3 separate regions of the Homo sapiens genome follow, and regions 2 and 3 are each linked to region 1. Evidence: chromatin contacts called from ENCODE Hi-C or POLR2A ChIA-PET data. All regions are on one chromosome and are shown on one strand. The core of a region is the stretch at or near the end of the contact, and the rest is flanking DNA. Distances in the headings are between cores, read along the strand shown.

The links. Hi-C counts contacts between places; a loop is a spot of excess contacts on that map. ChIA-PET counts read pairs that join two places held with the same protein, here RNA polymerase II (POLR2A). Pooled maps may share reads with other maps.
Region 2: a map of HepG2 shows a loop between it and region 1 (2.8-fold over the local background). The contact joins the promoter of LINC02995 here to the enhancer-like site in region 1. A Hi-C loop is called at or near these places in 27 of 168 maps with a recorded cell type or tissue (Calu3, GM12878, GM13976 and 21 more), 31 of 37 single-sample maps with no recorded cell type and 30 of 50 pooled maps.
Region 3: a map of posterior vena cava shows a loop between it and region 1 (2.1-fold over the local background). The contact joins two enhancer-like sites. A Hi-C loop is called at or near these places in 4 of 168 maps with a recorded cell type or tissue (GM11168, PC-3, aorta and 1 more), 1 of 37 single-sample maps with no recorded cell type and 4 of 50 pooled maps. POLR2A ChIA-PET finds 5 or more read pairs at or near these places in 2 of 52 experiments (MCF 10A and Panc1).

What each region holds. Positions count from the first base shown.
Region 1 is chr5:173,449,846-173,454,997 of GRCh38, forward strand. All of the region lies in intron 3 of LOC105377732 (a long non-coding RNA gene), which reads left to right. Among named protein-coding and RNA genes, the nearest start is that of MIR8056, 100 kb to the left of the region's middle. RefSeq lists an enhancer at 4,932-5,152. Within about 2 kb of position 2,431, at least 11 of the 41 ENCODE cell types and tissues checked have a DNase peak (open chromatin) inside an H3K27ac peak, as active enhancers do; they include HCT116, IMR-90, PC-3 and 4 more, where a contact is called at or near this core.
Region 2 is chr5:173,576,408-173,581,559 of GRCh38, forward strand. It overlaps LINC02995 (long intergenic non-protein coding RNA 2995), which reads left to right and starts at 3,227. Exons shown (of 4, transcript NR_027108.2): 1 at 3,227-3,275; 2 at 3,822-3,968.
Region 3 is chr5:173,552,927-173,558,078 of GRCh38, forward strand. It overlaps LOC105377733 (a long non-coding RNA gene), which reads left to right. Exons shown (of 3, transcript XR_941247.2): 3 at 2,406-2,607. Among named protein-coding and RNA genes, the nearest start is that of LINC02995, 24 kb to the right of the region's middle. RefSeq lists an enhancer at 3,367-4,095. Within about 2 kb of position 2,510, at least 4 of the 41 ENCODE cell types and tissues checked have a DNase peak (open chromatin) inside an H3K27ac peak, as active enhancers do.

The DNA of each region.
Region 1 (5,152 bases), core at 1,181-3,680:
TAGTGTAAGGCATTTGAGCATTTCAGTGAAAGATACTTTTTATTTGCATAATCGGGGTCATCTCAAGGCACTTGCATGTCCTTTACCTCATTTAATGCTCGTGCATCTGTCAGTCAATTGAGGCAGATGATGATGATGACAACAAAGATGATGATGAAGGTAGCTGGCATTTACAGTGTGCTTGTTAAGTACAAGTCACCCATACTAAGCTTCTTCCAACAGTCTTACTCAATTCTCACAGGAGTTCTTTGAGGTTCACAGCATTATGAGCTCCATTTTAAAGATGAGAAAACTGAAGCTTGGAAATATTGAGCAAATTTCCTGAAGGTGTACACTTACTAAGGGCCTGGAACAGGGTTTTTAACTCAGGCAGTTAATTGACACCACGATCGATTAACCATTTCTGCCATGTATGAAGGATGGGGAATGTTATCATTCTTGCATTGGATGAGGGGTGGGCAGGCCACATCCAGCCCACTGATTGTTTTGTAATACGGTTTTCTTGGAATCCAGCCACACCCAATTTATTTACGTGTCATCTATTACAGCTTTCCTGTTACAATGGCTGAGTTGAGTAGTCACGACAGCATTGCATGACCTGCAAAGCATAAAATCCTTACCAACCGCCCCTTTGCAGAACCCTGAGCTAGACTATTCTATTTTTTGTCTGTTTCTTCTTTCTTCTCCTACCTGTTTTTTCTCTTTCTCCCAGCCATCGGATAATATATAAAATATGAAAGTAAAGGGGGATTCTTCCTAATGCAGCATTCTGTGTTCTTGGGTATTTTACCAGTGCCAAGTTGAGAAAGACAGAGCCGTTGATGTATCATCAGTGAGCCTTTTGATGAGGCCCACTGCTAAAGTCATCAAGAGGACAGAAAGTGACACCAAATTCCCATAAAGTATTTATGATCCACCCACCCTGTTCCAGACACTAGTCTAAAAATTGCTGGGGAATATTTAGAATTAACGGGGAATTTTCTCCATTTGCAAAGTGAAGGGATTGAAATGAGAGGAGCTGGATTCAGGTCCCACCCATCTGAAACACATTCTAAGCCATCCTTTTGAGAAAGCCCTGTCCTCCAAGCAGAGGTCATGTGTACACAAGCGGCCCATATGACCCAATGTGCCAGTGAGGGACTCCTTTCTAGAGATCAGCTTTGTAAAGTGGGCTCATACGACAAACATGCAGATACTTGGTCTTAGGAAATGTATTTTGACTCTTTCAGTCTCAGCAAGGGGATAGAAGGAGCCCTGCATTCTCTCCTGACACGCTTGACAAAAACAAACCCAACTAGAGGTCGCCAGCAACGGAGGGGCATCCTGTGTAAGGACTTGGAAGAGGAGTTGTATTGTCACCCCCTGGCCACTAGAGGACTTCATCCTATTTCAGTGGAGGAAGGCCTGTTAGGGGCCTCTCTATACTGGTGGAGGTTTGGTCGTCTTCCCTTCACTTGATTTCTGCCAGTGGCCTTATGTGAGGATGCTTCATGAGATGTCAAGTATCCGAGGAGTCTGTGACACAACCATCCAGTGGTGAATTGCTAAGGAGCTCCTCTCCAGCCTGCTTGACTCTGAGGTTAAAAGAGTCTTCATGTTGAGCACAAGTCATCTCTTTGCACTTTCACCAGTTGTGTCCATCTGAAAAACACAGAGGTCTGTCTCACTTCTGCATCACAGTCCCTTCCAAGAAGCTCCACAATGGGTAAGGCACAATAAAATGGCTTATATTCAACAAACACATAACACTCTTCCTGTACTAGACACCATGCCAAGGGCTTTACAATTGCTAACTTACTTGATCCTCAGAGTCACCTTATGAGACAGGTGGATGGGATATTGCCCCTTTTACAGATGGGTAAACTGAGGTACAGAATAGTTACAGATCTTGCTGAGAGCTATGCACCTATTAAGTGGTTGGGCTGGGATTTGAACTCAGGCAATCAAGCTCCAGAGTGCACGCTGTTAACTAGCATGCTCTGCTATGCTGCCTCCCAGGAGATGGGCCAGATAAACAATGACATATTTTAAAAAACATCCTAACCTATTTTTTTCATTATATGCACATAACAGAAAATTTGGAAAATCAAAAAAAAAAAAAATTACCCACGTCTCACCACACCACCACAATCATAGCAAACATTCTAGTGTTTTTGTTTTAATTTTTAATGTGCATATGTGTTTTTTCATATCTTTGTGCAAGCAATTTGTATCCTACTTTGCACTTAACATGTAATATCCTAATGTTATCACACAATTTTCATAACCACTCTTTTAAATATTGCAAGAATGTGTGTATGTGGTGACATAATAAAAGTTCTAGGGAAACAGTTAAACAAGAATGGCCAAAGGAGGAAGAGAGCAGTACAAATTGTCAAGGCAAGGACGCAAAAAACAAAAAGGATGTCCGTGGAAACTCTGGACTTGCGCAATTACAGGAAAGGCCACTACGCTGACACATCATGTCAATGGCACTGAGCTAGGAGGTGGCAGTTAGGAATCCCGTGCCTCATGGCATCTGGGGACTAAAAATAGCTCTGTAAGGTGACAACATGTGGCAAAGACCTAGTGGGGAGAAAAGGGGCTTGTGTTGTGTTGTGCTGTAGTATACTGCACTAGAGCAAATTCAGAGGAGCTGCAATGAGAAGGCCTGCATCCCAATTCCAGCTTTATTCATTGTGTGACCTTGGATAGTTCACTTATATGGGTATCAGTTTCCTTCACCTAGCATGGGAACAATAAGAGTTCTCATGAAGAACTGTGGAAAAATATGAAATATATGGTGTGTCAGGGATGTTTTTGGTTGCAAGTAACTGAAAACTTGATTTAGAGTGGATGAAGCAATAAAGACTTTTAATGAGCTCACATCACAAGAAGTTCGAGGGTGAGGAGACTAAGGCTAGCGAAAAAGCTCAGCAATGTCATCAAGAAAACCCAGACTTGTTTCTCTTTGCAATTCACCATCCTTCGGGTGTTGGTTGTATTTCTTTCTTTCAAGTACTATTATTTCAATGACTAGATCTATGCTGAAGTGATATCGACCCTTCCTTATAAAAGCCCAGCTTCAGAGAGAAATTCTCATTCTGTCAAACTAGTAGAAAGCTCCCTATCTCCCCAAGAGACTTCTTGAAAGGGCGAGGAAGCTTCTCTGTGAAGGTATTACCCAGCACATGCTCAAAACTGCTTCCAACACCATCCACTGCTTTCTCACCATGCCCTGGGGAACATACACGGTGGCTTCTATAGCCCTGTCAAGGGCCTTCTCTGCAGAAAATGCACCTTCATACCAGCTGTCAAATTAGTATTTATCATGTTGTGTGATTATTTGATTAATGCCGCTCTAATCCTCTAGCCTATAAGCCCTGTGAGGTCGGAAAACTCATCTGTTTTGTCCATTATTGTAACCCCAGAGCCTAGCACGGTTCTTGGCTTGTGGTAGCTGTTGAGTATATATTCACTGAATGGGTGAATCAGAGTCTTCCATAGCCTGAGAACCTGTGAGTATTTTTGCATGCCTATGTGACTATCACAGAATCTGTTTGCCGAGTCACAGTGACCTGTTATCACAAGCCCTTTACCTGATCAATAAAAAACATTTATTTTGGAAGGCACTCCTTGATCTCACATTCCATAGCAGATGCTGTTGGTGCTTTTTCTATATCCACCCTGGGCTACCTGAGTTCACTTGAGGTAGTGGGCAACAGTTTTCAATTCACTGACAGAGTCCCATCTCCAGCTGCTTAAGGGCTTTCTCTGGGGGTGTTAACGCTTCCAGGGGAAAACCTCAACTAGTTGGGGATGAGAGTAGATGGATAATTGCCCAGTCCCCCATCCTCTAATGGGCCTAGGCTGAGCCATGTTCCACGTGGATTCTGAAGAACCCCCAGCAGGACGGAGCTCCAAGCTGTAATCTATCCCTTGCTGGCTCTTCTCCCTTCCTTGTCTCACTCTCCCCTTTTGTTTCTCCTGGAATAAACTCTTTATGATGTAGATATCTGACTTCTATGATATTTAGATGAGACTTGGGACTTTAGAGTTGATGCTAGAACCAGTGAAGTCTGTTGGGGCTGTTGGGATTGAATGAATTTTGAATGTGAGAAGGACACACATTTTGAAGGGCCCGGCATGGAAGGTTATGGACTGAGTGTTTATGTTCCCCCCATCTCATATGTGAAAACGCTAACCCTCCCCGTCATGCGACGGTATTTGGAAGGGAGGTCTTTGGGAGGTAATTAGGGTTATGTGAGGTCATGCGGGTAAGGGTCTCCATAATGGGATTAGTGCCCTTCTGAAAAGAGGAAGAAATACCAGAGTGCCTGCACACTGTCTCTGACAGATGAGGACATAGCAAGAAGGTGGCTATTTGCAAGCCAGGAAAGGAATCTTCCAGCACCTTGATCTTGGATTTTTCTAGCCTCCAGACTGTGAGAGATAAATTCCTCTTGTTTAAGTCGCCCAGCCTATGGCAGTTTGTTATAGAAATCTGAGCTAAGACACTGTATCTAAGTCCTTGTCTGAAAATCCTTGGACATTCCTCCCACTGGAGGTGGGATGTATGTCCTCTCCCCTTGAATCTGTGCTGGGACTCACTTATAACCAATAGGATGCAACAGAGATGATGTCGTGGGTGGTGTCAGAACTCTTTGACATTTGCTGCAAAATGTGAAGCCTAATGCCGTTTCCCTTGCGTGTGACCTTGGTGACTCATTTCTAACAAATAGAATTAAGTGAAAATGATGGGGTATGACTTCAGAGACTAGATTATAAAAGGCACTGAAGCTTCCTGCTCTCTCTCTCTATCTCTATCTCTCTCTCTCTATCTCTGTCTCACTCGGTTCTTGGGGAAACTGGCTGCCATGCTTTTAGGATACTCAGGCAACACATGGAAGGGCCCATACAGTGAAGAACTAAGGCCTTTTGTCAACAACCCTGAGGAACAGAAGCTTCCTGCCAATAGCCATGTGACCGAGTATCTTGGAATTAGATCTTCCAGCACCAGCCAAACCTTCAGATAATTGTAGCCCTTGCTGATATATTGACTGCAATCTCACAAGAGGCCTTGAGTCAGAGGCAGCCTGCAGAGGCACTTCTGAATTCCTGGCCCATAGACACTGTACAGTCCTAAAGGTTTGTTGTTTTAAGCTGTTAAGCT
Region 2 (5,152 bases), core at 1,977-4,476, 130 kb after region 1:
AATCAGTTTCCCTGGCTATAGGTGTCATCTGAGCTGGTCTTTTCCGGAGGCTCCAGGGGAGAATCGCTTCCTGGCCCTGTTCAGCTTTGGGAGGCTGCCTGCATCCTTGCCTGCAGCCCCCTTCTCCTTCTTCAAAATGCACCCCTGCAACCTCTGCACCCAACATCACACGGCCTTCCCTGCTGCACTCAAATGCCCGTCAGCCTCCCTCATTATGGACACTTGTGATGACATTTAAGGCCCATCTGGATAATCTAGGACACTCTTGCCATCTCCACATCCTTACCCACACCTGCAAAGTTCCTTTTGTCATAGAAGGTAGCATTCCTGAGTTCCAGGGATTGGGACATGGACATTTTGTGGTGGGCATTAGTTGGCCTGCACAGCTGCCTAGAGCAGACATCTCTGCAGCGGCAGGCCAGAAGAGTGAGGGTGCTCCTGGGTGAGGGCCTTGGTGGAGTGGCAAAGGCAGGGAGGGAGAAAGCCTGGCATAGTCAGGGAAGGACAGATGAGCAGGAAAGGCTGGCAGGGGCCAGATCTCATAGGGTCTTGAAATCTCAGCTTAGTCCTGAAGGAATTGCGTCTTGCACAAAACCTAAACATTGAGTGAAGGCTGTTGTCTCAGCCAGGGCCCTAACAGGACACAGATGACACACTAAGATGGGTAACTGAAGTGTGGGTTGATAAAGACGCTGTCTGCAAAGGGGTGGACGGGGTTAGGGAAGCCAGCAGAGCATGGAGCATGCCTGGGACTGACACAGCTGTGAGGTGCTACTGTCTCTTTGGGGAGCTGTGCCTACCCCTAGACCCGAAGAGAGGAGGCCAGGGAGTGGCTATCAGAACCCAGAGAGGGTGGCTGTGTGGAGAAGCACATATGAGTCTGCAGTAAAGGGACACAGCCTACCTGTGGTAACCTGGCAGGGAAGGACCGGGGGTAACAGATGTCCAAGTCCATTCTTCCTGCCCTGTGAGGGCCTGCCCATGCTCCCATTGGCCAAACCCCACTTGAAGCCAGAGAGCAAGAGTGATTGTCCCCATGGCATGGCTGGGTGGGCACAGCAGGGAGGAGGAAGATGGGGTGGGGACAGAGACACCCAGCGCAGGTGTCACATGGGGAGTAGCACCACCAGATCATTGTGGAGAAAGATCACACTGGCCGTGATGTGGAGGGTGGACCCGAGTGGGACAGAGGAGGAGGTGGGGAGGTCAGGGCATTCCAAGTGATTTAAAAAGCACATTAAAAAATGCATTTCCCTAGTTAGGGGTCCATTTACCCGAAGAGGTATCTGGGATTGTTCTGCTCCCAGCTGTGTCTGGTAGAGTGGAATTCGTCCCAAAGTTGCTGTTATATATCACACCAAATGTCTCCCTTGCAAAGGTGCAGCGCCAGTAGAAGGCCTCAGGCAGGCTTGGTTGCAAACAACAGAAACCACTTGTATTGAGTTTAAGCAGAAATGGGATTTATCACTGGCTACTTGGGGGCCCCAGCATCTTTTGAATGACCTGGGAACTGGGCTCTAGAATATGGCCCAAACGTGCCACCTACTGCAGAGCAGCTCCAGGAAACAACACGGCAGCCTGCCCTGAGTAGGGCAACTGCAAAGGGGCTTCCAATGTCGCCTCCCCGCCAGGGTGGAGCCCATGGGACCTTGCTTCGTCCTGGAGCCCCTGGCTCTGAATCTGAGTCTGGTGCAGGTACATCTGTATGGTGAGTTTGGTCACATGCCTGCACCCTCCTGTCTGAGAAATAGAGTTTCTGGCTCCTCTAGACAGTCAGGGACTGAGGAGGCAGGAGCTCCCCAAAGAAAAGATGTTTGAAGCACTGGACAAGAAGAAAGCGGGACGAATGTTCATTACAGGTAAATAAAGGTAAATTACTTTAAAGCTCAGACCGTCAGGTATCCCAAGGAGAGACGGCATGCGTGTGAGTGTCATGTGTGTGAGTATCATGCATGTGAGTGGTTCCATCCTTAGGAAGAAAAACATGGGAGGAACCTGCAGTGTGCAGCCTCTGTCCAGACCCACCTGCTGAGGGGCCCAGGCACCCCAAAGTATACCCTAAATATGATCAGATCCAGGGAGCATTGTGACTGAGTTTTCAGGTTAGCCTCTGTGCAACCTGACTTCCCATGGGCAGGGTGGAGTGCTGGGAGCATTGATTCAATTCTTCCCTTGAGCACTCTTCACCCCCATCTCTCTCCAGAAATGTACCGAGAGTCTAACTGCTCTATACTCTGGGAGGAACACGAACATGATTCCACCTCAGTTCCAAGCTTTCTGAGAACCATCCTGGGAACCAGCAAGCATGACAACTCTCCACCTTCTGCATCAGTCACTTGCAAGGAGGCCAGTGGGCACAGTTCATGCTACTGAGTGAGATGGCGCCCAGAGGCCAAGGCCAAGGGCAGGGCTGCATTTTCTGGTTCTTTTATATTTGTAGCAAGATACTCTTAGTGGAAGAGCCCAATATCTGGGCTTGCCTAAAAGTCTCCTTAGCTAGATCATTCAATTTATGAGCTTTCCATCTTGTTGCAGTGTTGCTTAATTTCTGCCTCTCCATAACAAGAATCACCTTTCTTCCAGTCTCTAATGCATTGTTCTCACTTTCCTATAAACCCTCACCAACATTCTCCTCCCACTACTGGCTTCTCCAGTGCCCTTTAGGCTTTCTCTGACACTTTCTTCAAAGTCCTTTCAGCTTCTGCCCTCTGCTCAGTTCCAAAGACGCTCCCACATTGGTAGGTTTATGTTCCATCAGCACCCCACTTCTGGTACTAAGCTTTATATCAGCTATCTACTGTTAGGCAACAGCCAAAACTTAGTGACTTAAAACAGACACAAACATATATTATCTTTCACAGTCTCTGTGAGTCGGGAATTCAGGAACAGCTTAGCTGGGTGTTCTGGCTCCAGGTCTCTCATGAGGTTGCAGTCTAGATATGAGCTGGGACAGTGGTCATCTGAAGGCTGGAATGAGGCTGGAGGATCCACTTCCAAGGTGGCTGACTCAGATGGTTGGCAAGTTGGTGCCGGCTGCGGCAAAGGCCTTGTTTTCTCTCCAGGTGGACCTCTCCACAAGGCTACTTGAGCAGCCTCACAACATGGTAGCTGCTTCCCCAGGGCAAGTGATCCAAGAGCAAAGGTTGAAGTCACAATGCCCTTATGACTTAGCCTTGGATGTGACACACCATCACTTCTGCAGTATTCTACTGGTAACACTGACCAGCTCTGATTCAGTTTGAGAAAAGAGGACACAAAAGCATGAATAACAGGAGGTAAGTTTCACTGAGGGCCTGTGGATCATCTGGGAGCTGTCTACCACCAATAGTCAAAAGAAAAAATTAGGTATAAATATATGCATACGTGTGTGTATATATATATGTATGTATAATTTTAAAAATATATATTTATTATAAAAGTAATTAATATTATTTGTAGAAATTTAAAAAAAATTTAGAGTAGCAAAAATAAGACAGTAAAGATTACCCCATAATAGCTCCATGCAGAGAAAAATCATTATCAACATTTTGGGGTATATCTTATCAGCCTGAACTTTAAACATTTTTACAAAAATGGAATAATACTGGACAAAATCTTTCATGCTATCAATTTTTTCATTTACTAGTACAGTCAAAAACACAGTTTTATTGCATCTTTTTTCATGGTAACATTATATTCCTGCCAGTGATTAAGATGTAATTGATTTTTCCAATGCGCTATTACTGGACATGTAAAGGTTCTCAAATTGTTACATCATTAACAAAACTGGAATGACCATCTTCAGAGCTAACTTGCTGTCTTTATCCCTGATCTTTCCTTAGGATGGATATAGAATACCAGCATCAGCAAGTGTACACGATTTAAAGCACATTTGGTATCTATTACCAAGCTGCCCTTCAGAGAGGTTGTCTCGTTACACATTCCACAGCTGTGACTGAGAAACCGTCTTGTCGCATTTGACAATCCAGGTTACTATCTAAAAACTTGAGTTTGTAAGAGCAACACGCCATGAGATAATATTCGTGCAAATGTAACTGACAAAAGACTAACATCCCATAATACTAGAGCACCTACAAACCAAGAAGATAAACATCCCATTGGGAAAGTGTAAAAATATGAACATAAAGTTTACAGAAGAAAAAACACAAATGGCTCATAAACACACAAAAAGATGATATTGCTTCCTGGTAATTGGGGAAATGCAAACAAAAACTACAATGAAATATCGTGGTATCGTGTATCAAATTTGCAGAGCATAAAATAGATTACATTCGCAACCAGCAACTACAACCCAACCTTCAGCCTCACTGGACTTCTTGCCATTCCCCAAACCATATCCACGCCCCTCTCCACAGGCTGTTCCTTCTGCCTGCATGCCCTCGATGGCACCAAGGGGGATGGGCACACTAACACAACTGCTGGGAATGGGAAAGTTTCAACCTCTTGGGAATAAAATCTAACAGTATTTATTGGAATGTAACCTGTGCATACTCCACAGCTGGGCCACTACCCTGCAAGAACCCCTCTGGCTGCTGCACAAAGCTCTTCTCTGCATCCTTTTTTATACTAGTGGAACCCTGGACACAGCCTGCATATGGATCAAAAGGGCAGTGGTTATAAATATACTATGGTCCATCTCTAGGCTAGACTGTGATGCAGTGGTTAAAGCCAAGTATTGCAGAAGAGTGATTAAGCATTCGTGCTCCAAAGCCAGATAGCCTAGGTTTCAATCCCAGCTTTGCCACTTACTTGCTGTGTGATCTTGTGCAACTCACTTAGCCTTTCTGTGTCACAGTTTCTCCATCTGTATAACGGACGATAACACTAGCCCCTACCTCATAGGGTCATTGTGAAGAGTAAATGAAATTAATATTGCCTATGTCACAGAGTGATCCTCCTCAAAATCTATTAGATGAAAAAAGAAATTTCTAGAAATTATCTACATACATATTCTGATGGGATTTGTGTAAAGAATTTAACCAACAAACCCATATTACACACACATACACACACACTCACACAGACACACTCACACACACACACACGCACTCACGTGCGTAGAAGTAGATCTAGGAAGATCCATGACACACATGCGAGGCAGGTGAATGGGGACATTAAAAGGAGGACTTCCACGTTTAATTCTGAATGGTCT
Region 3 (5,152 bases), core at 1,260-3,759, 100 kb after region 1:
CTAATAGGGCTTACTGGGTGTGTACCTCAGGATTTTGTCTCTGACAGAAGCACACAGGGTTGGAGGGGGAGTGTCGTGGGATCCTTCGAGGATCTTCCCTGACAGAAGCTCCAATGGGGCTTTGTCTCCATTATAGCCCAGTACCGCTTGATAATGATGGACACCACCTAGCACCAGGGGATTATGCTCAGGTACATGCCAGTGTCACCAGCTACGTACCTGGCTGGGGAACACTGGACAAATTATATAACTTCTATGAAGCTCAGTTCCCTGGTCTGAAAAACTGGGGCTCACAGTACCTCGTAGGATTCTGGGAAGAGGTAATGAATTCATCTGTGTGTAGGTCTATAGAGCACCTCCCGCATAGTTGGCACTCAGTACAGGATCATCCCTGCCCTCATCACCCAAATCTCTAGGATTTAAGTGCAGTCTAAATAAACTCAATTTTTTTTTTTTTTGAGATGGAGTTTTACTCTTGTCGCCCAGGCTGGAGTGCAGTGGCGCGATCTTGGCTTAGTGCAACCTCTGCCTCCCAGGTTCAAGCGATTCTTCTGCCTCAGCCTCCCAAGTAGCTGGGATTACAGGCACCTGCCAGCACAGCCAGCTCATTTTTGTATTTTTAATAGAGACAGGGTTTCACCAGGTTGGTCAGGTTGCTCTCGAACTCCTGAGCTCAGGTGATCCGCTGGCCTTGGCCTCCAAAAGTGCTGGGATTACATGCGTGAGCCACTGCGCCCGGCCAATAAGCTCTATTTTTGACAGTGATTTTGAGTTGAAGAGTTCTACAAGATTACTCTCTCAGAGACCTAGTCAAAGATTCAAAGGGTGCAACTTAGATTTGTGATATGGGAGATTTGGTGATGGAGTTTGTGTCCACTCTCTCCACGATCCTCATGTAGTTCAGACCTTGGACCTCGCTGCTCTCAGCCGAGATCTTCCTGGACCAGAGCACCTAGGCTCTTTTAGAGCTCACTTTGCTGCCTCACACTTCAGTCCACCCACCAATGTTGTTGTCTCTAGTCCCCTCTGGGTCTCTAGTCCTTAGATACAGATTACAGGGAGGCTCCGAGTGATCTCATGTGAGACTCAGTTCCTACCCCACCTCCCCCACAGCTTGCCGAATGGCCTCAAGTCAAGACACTTAATCTTCCTGAGCCATGGTTGCCTCATCTGTAAAGTGGAAATGAAAATCTTGCAGCCTGTCCTATGGATGGAATTAGAGCTGGCAGACCACCTGGCACAAGCCTTACATACCGCTGCCAAATAAATGTTGAGAACAGGGCAATGTTTTCAGGATTGTTCCCAGCTCCAGGCCATCGCTGAGCCACGTGGGAGGGTCTCCTGAGTCCACCAGACTCTGAGCATACATCAGCCTGAACTGGCTTAGAAAGGAACCCCCTTTTCTCCTCTCCCTAAGTCCTTCTCTTCCACACAAGAGGAGCTTCCTACCTCCTGCAGAGGTGTTAGGAAGAGAGCTTCTGCAATCTTCTCTTGTTACCTTAGTTTCCCTGGAAACATGCCTTAGTTTCTCTGGAGCTGCTAATCTGACTGGCCAGTGTTGTTCCCAGGGGACAGAGTCACTGTCTTGGCTGACTTCGCTGGCTGCGGCCAGGCCTCTGGCTGGCCCTGTTTTCTTCCTGAGATCTCTGCTATGGACGTTGCCTTCAGGATCTCACACCCCCAACACAGTCTTCCAGGAGGCCAGCCTGTGAGGGGGTGATTAGATGCTTACTTAGCCCTTAAGCCTGCACTATTGACATTCTGCGTGGGCTAATACTTCGTTGTGTGCATCGTGGGGTGTCTAGCAGCATCCCTCTCTATCCACTAGATGCCAGTAGCATCTGCCACCCCAGTTATGACAAGCAAAATTCCCACGTCCCTGGGGTAGGGGGACCAAGGAAGGGGACTCACTCTTGACTGAGAGCCTTCGAATTAAGCTGAGACTGGGATCTATGTTTAGATGGTGAGCCTCCTGTTCATTGTCTCTATCAGGACTAAAAAGAGGGAGAAGGGGATTTTACTCCCACCAACCCTACAACTGTTGACTGTGCTACTGGGTGGCTAAGTGAGAAGCCTTCTTTAGTTTCTAAATAGCAAGAGAGAAGCAGAGAAAGAGGCAGAGAGACAGAGAGAGAAAAAGAGTGAGGCAGAGAGGGAAACTGAGGCAGGAGCCAGCAGCAGAGGACTTCCATGAAAGACCCAAGGGCGCCGGGCATGCAGGAGCAGAGTGAAGAGGCGGGGCTGCCTGTGCCTGGGTAAATATGCTCTCTGGGATGGAAGGGCTGGCAGGTAAATATTAGTGACCATCTCGGCAGCAGCTCTTGGGGCAACCCGAGGCGAGGAAGGACACACAGCCCCTTTTACAGAAACCACATTTTTTTTCCTCCCTCTGTCTCCCTGCCCAGCCAGTCCCTGCGAACTGCCCGGCGCGTCCTGCCTTGCCAGACCCTCTGCCCGGGGTCATCCGCAGCCCGCGGGCGCCATCGGCTCCAGGCACACATCACCCGTGCTGGAACCCCAGCGTGTGGAGACCGGAGGCCAAAGAAACGAAACTCCCCACGCTGCGCCGTGGAGAATAATCACTGCCTTTTCAGAGGCCGACTTCGCCCCCTGCCAAGGCAAGAACTGTCTCGCCACCTTTCAGTTCTTGTTAAAAAGCAGAAGGCATGTCAGGGCCAGGCCGGGCCTCGGGACAGAGAGGGCTTTCTTCGCAGCCCTGGATGAATCTCAGTGTCTTAATGAAAGCTCTTATTAGCCCCAGCTGGCGTCCCATTTTCCCGAGCTGGAATAAAAAATTGCCTCGGTCATCCTTTCCCAGACTAATTTCAAAAGCATAATTACCATCATCATAATTGATTACTATTTATTTTGGTCATTAATAGTCGTGCACTCCCTTGTTAGGTGTGGATTAAATGATCCAAGAACATTTAGGGCACGTGGCAGCTGTATTTGTTTTCCCTCATTCCACACACCTCCCGCCCCTGGCCCTTTCAGGGTAACCCCTTGATTTCATGACACCCAGAGAGTCTCTCCCTGGCTTTAATGTTCAAACTACTGAGCCACGGTGGCTGATCGGAGTTGGGGTGAAAGGCTGGGGGTTCTAAAAGGAATGAAGAGGGTCCTATCGGGGCTAGAAAGGGCAAGAGGGGTGCATCGGCCTAACTTGTCTTGGGGGAGAAACAAAACAGGAGCGGGCAGAAGAAAGAGAACTTTACCATAACCAGAGTGTTGTTTCTTCTCTCTGACCCCTTGAGAGAGGCAGTTCCCAAGCATCTCTCACTTACTTGGGCACTTACTTTGGGATAATTGGTGTCTTTTGCTTTCAAGACAGGGAGCTTGGGAGATGTCTGCGCAAGGATCACAAGGTCCCCCCGAATACTCAAAATAGGTGAGTAGCTCCCACTTTGCCAAAACTCTTCAGGCCCCATCAGATGAACGTCCTGGAGGAGGTTAGCTGAATTCACACCCACTCCTGAGTTGTAGCAATTTTACTTCCACATCATCCCATCTACTGTTGGCTACTTAGCGCCTGAAAGGCTCTGGAGGTTCCGAAAATAAAGACAAGTAAGTAGAGGTTGAAAGCTTTAAATTCCCAGAGGCCAGGCTCTTAAATCTCTTGCCTCCTGCTAGGCAGAGACAATGGGTCCAGGATGGGAATTGGATTCAGGCTAAGCCAAATGAAACCATTCTTCAGGGAGAGGGATTTCGCCAGTACCCAGGGAGAAGCTGATTTCAGAGATGCAGACAGGGTCTTGGTAGCATTTGAGACCCTGCTTTCAGTTATTTCTGAAGCCTGGAGTAGAGACACAGAATAGCTAGACAAGTTGTATCCTGCATAGCTCCAGGAAGTGCCCTTCATCTGGCCACTGTGAGATAGTGGCCATTGGGGTTGTGCAGCATGCAGCCTGCACAACTGTACATGGCGACCCCATCTGGCAGCATCCCTGCTCTTTCTTCAGCTTACTTAGAGCTTACCCTGATACCCTGTTATTAAACTCCCCTTTCTGCCAAATCCAATCGGAATTGGATTTATGCCACTCAAACAAAATGAGACCTAAATAATATGATGAGAATAGTTATCTACAACCACAAAGAAAAAAAAAAGATGTAATATCTTCCCACTCCCACCCCCAGTTCATTCTAGATCACAGGAAGGAAGTACTTGTCTTTCTTAGCTATTAACTCTCAATTACTAGACATTTAGGGAGTCAGGAGTGGGGGTGGAGAAGAAGCATAGATGCCAGTTTGCACCCCCACCCTCAGCCACAGTCCTGGGGTGCCAGGCCCTGTGGAGCTGCCAGGCTGTGCCATGCAGAGGGTGGGTGAATGCAAGCACTGTCTGGAAGGCCTTCAGGCTGGCTGCATGGGAACAGCTGCACAGCCCCATGACGGGTGTCAATATCAAGGGAGACTCCACACTTTCCAGGGGGAATGGGGCTGAGAGAATGCGGGACTCTGGCCAGAAGAGATGGAGCTCCGGAGGGGCGGGGAATGCGGAGAGAGAAGGAAGGTCGCCAGGCAGAATCGCTGCACATCTAGACCCAGGGGAAAGAGAACGAGGAAGAGTCTTGAAGAAACTTTAAATTCACAGTTCCTGCATTCAACTCCTCTAAGGGCTTTCTGAGTCTCCCTAGTGAAATATGTAGACACTAAGTTTCAGGAAAGAACAATAATAAAGGGCATTTTTAAAAGCATGTGTGTGTATGGGGGGCAGGGGGAGCACTGGCAGAGTTCTTAGTGAGAAGACAGAGGGGAAAGAATTCAAGCAATCTCAAGGAATGTAAATAAATGTTCTACAAAGAGATGCGGGGTGGCGCAGGGTCATTAGTGTGGATTTTGAAATCGGCCTCACCTGGCTTTTCAGCACCTAGTCCCTGAGGTCTGCATGATCAGTCCCACTTTACTCTGTTTATTGGAAATAAGTTACTAAGTCTTGGCCAGGCGCAGTGGCTCACACCTGTAATCCCAGCACTTTGGGAGGCTGAGGTAGGAGGATCACCTGAGGTCAGGAGTTCAGGACCAGCCTGGCCAACATGGTGAAACCCCGTCTCTACAAAAAATACAAAAATTAGCTGGGTGTGGTGGCGCGCACCTGTAATCTCAGCTACTTGGGAGGCTGAGGCAGGAGAATCGCTTGAACCCAGGAGATGGA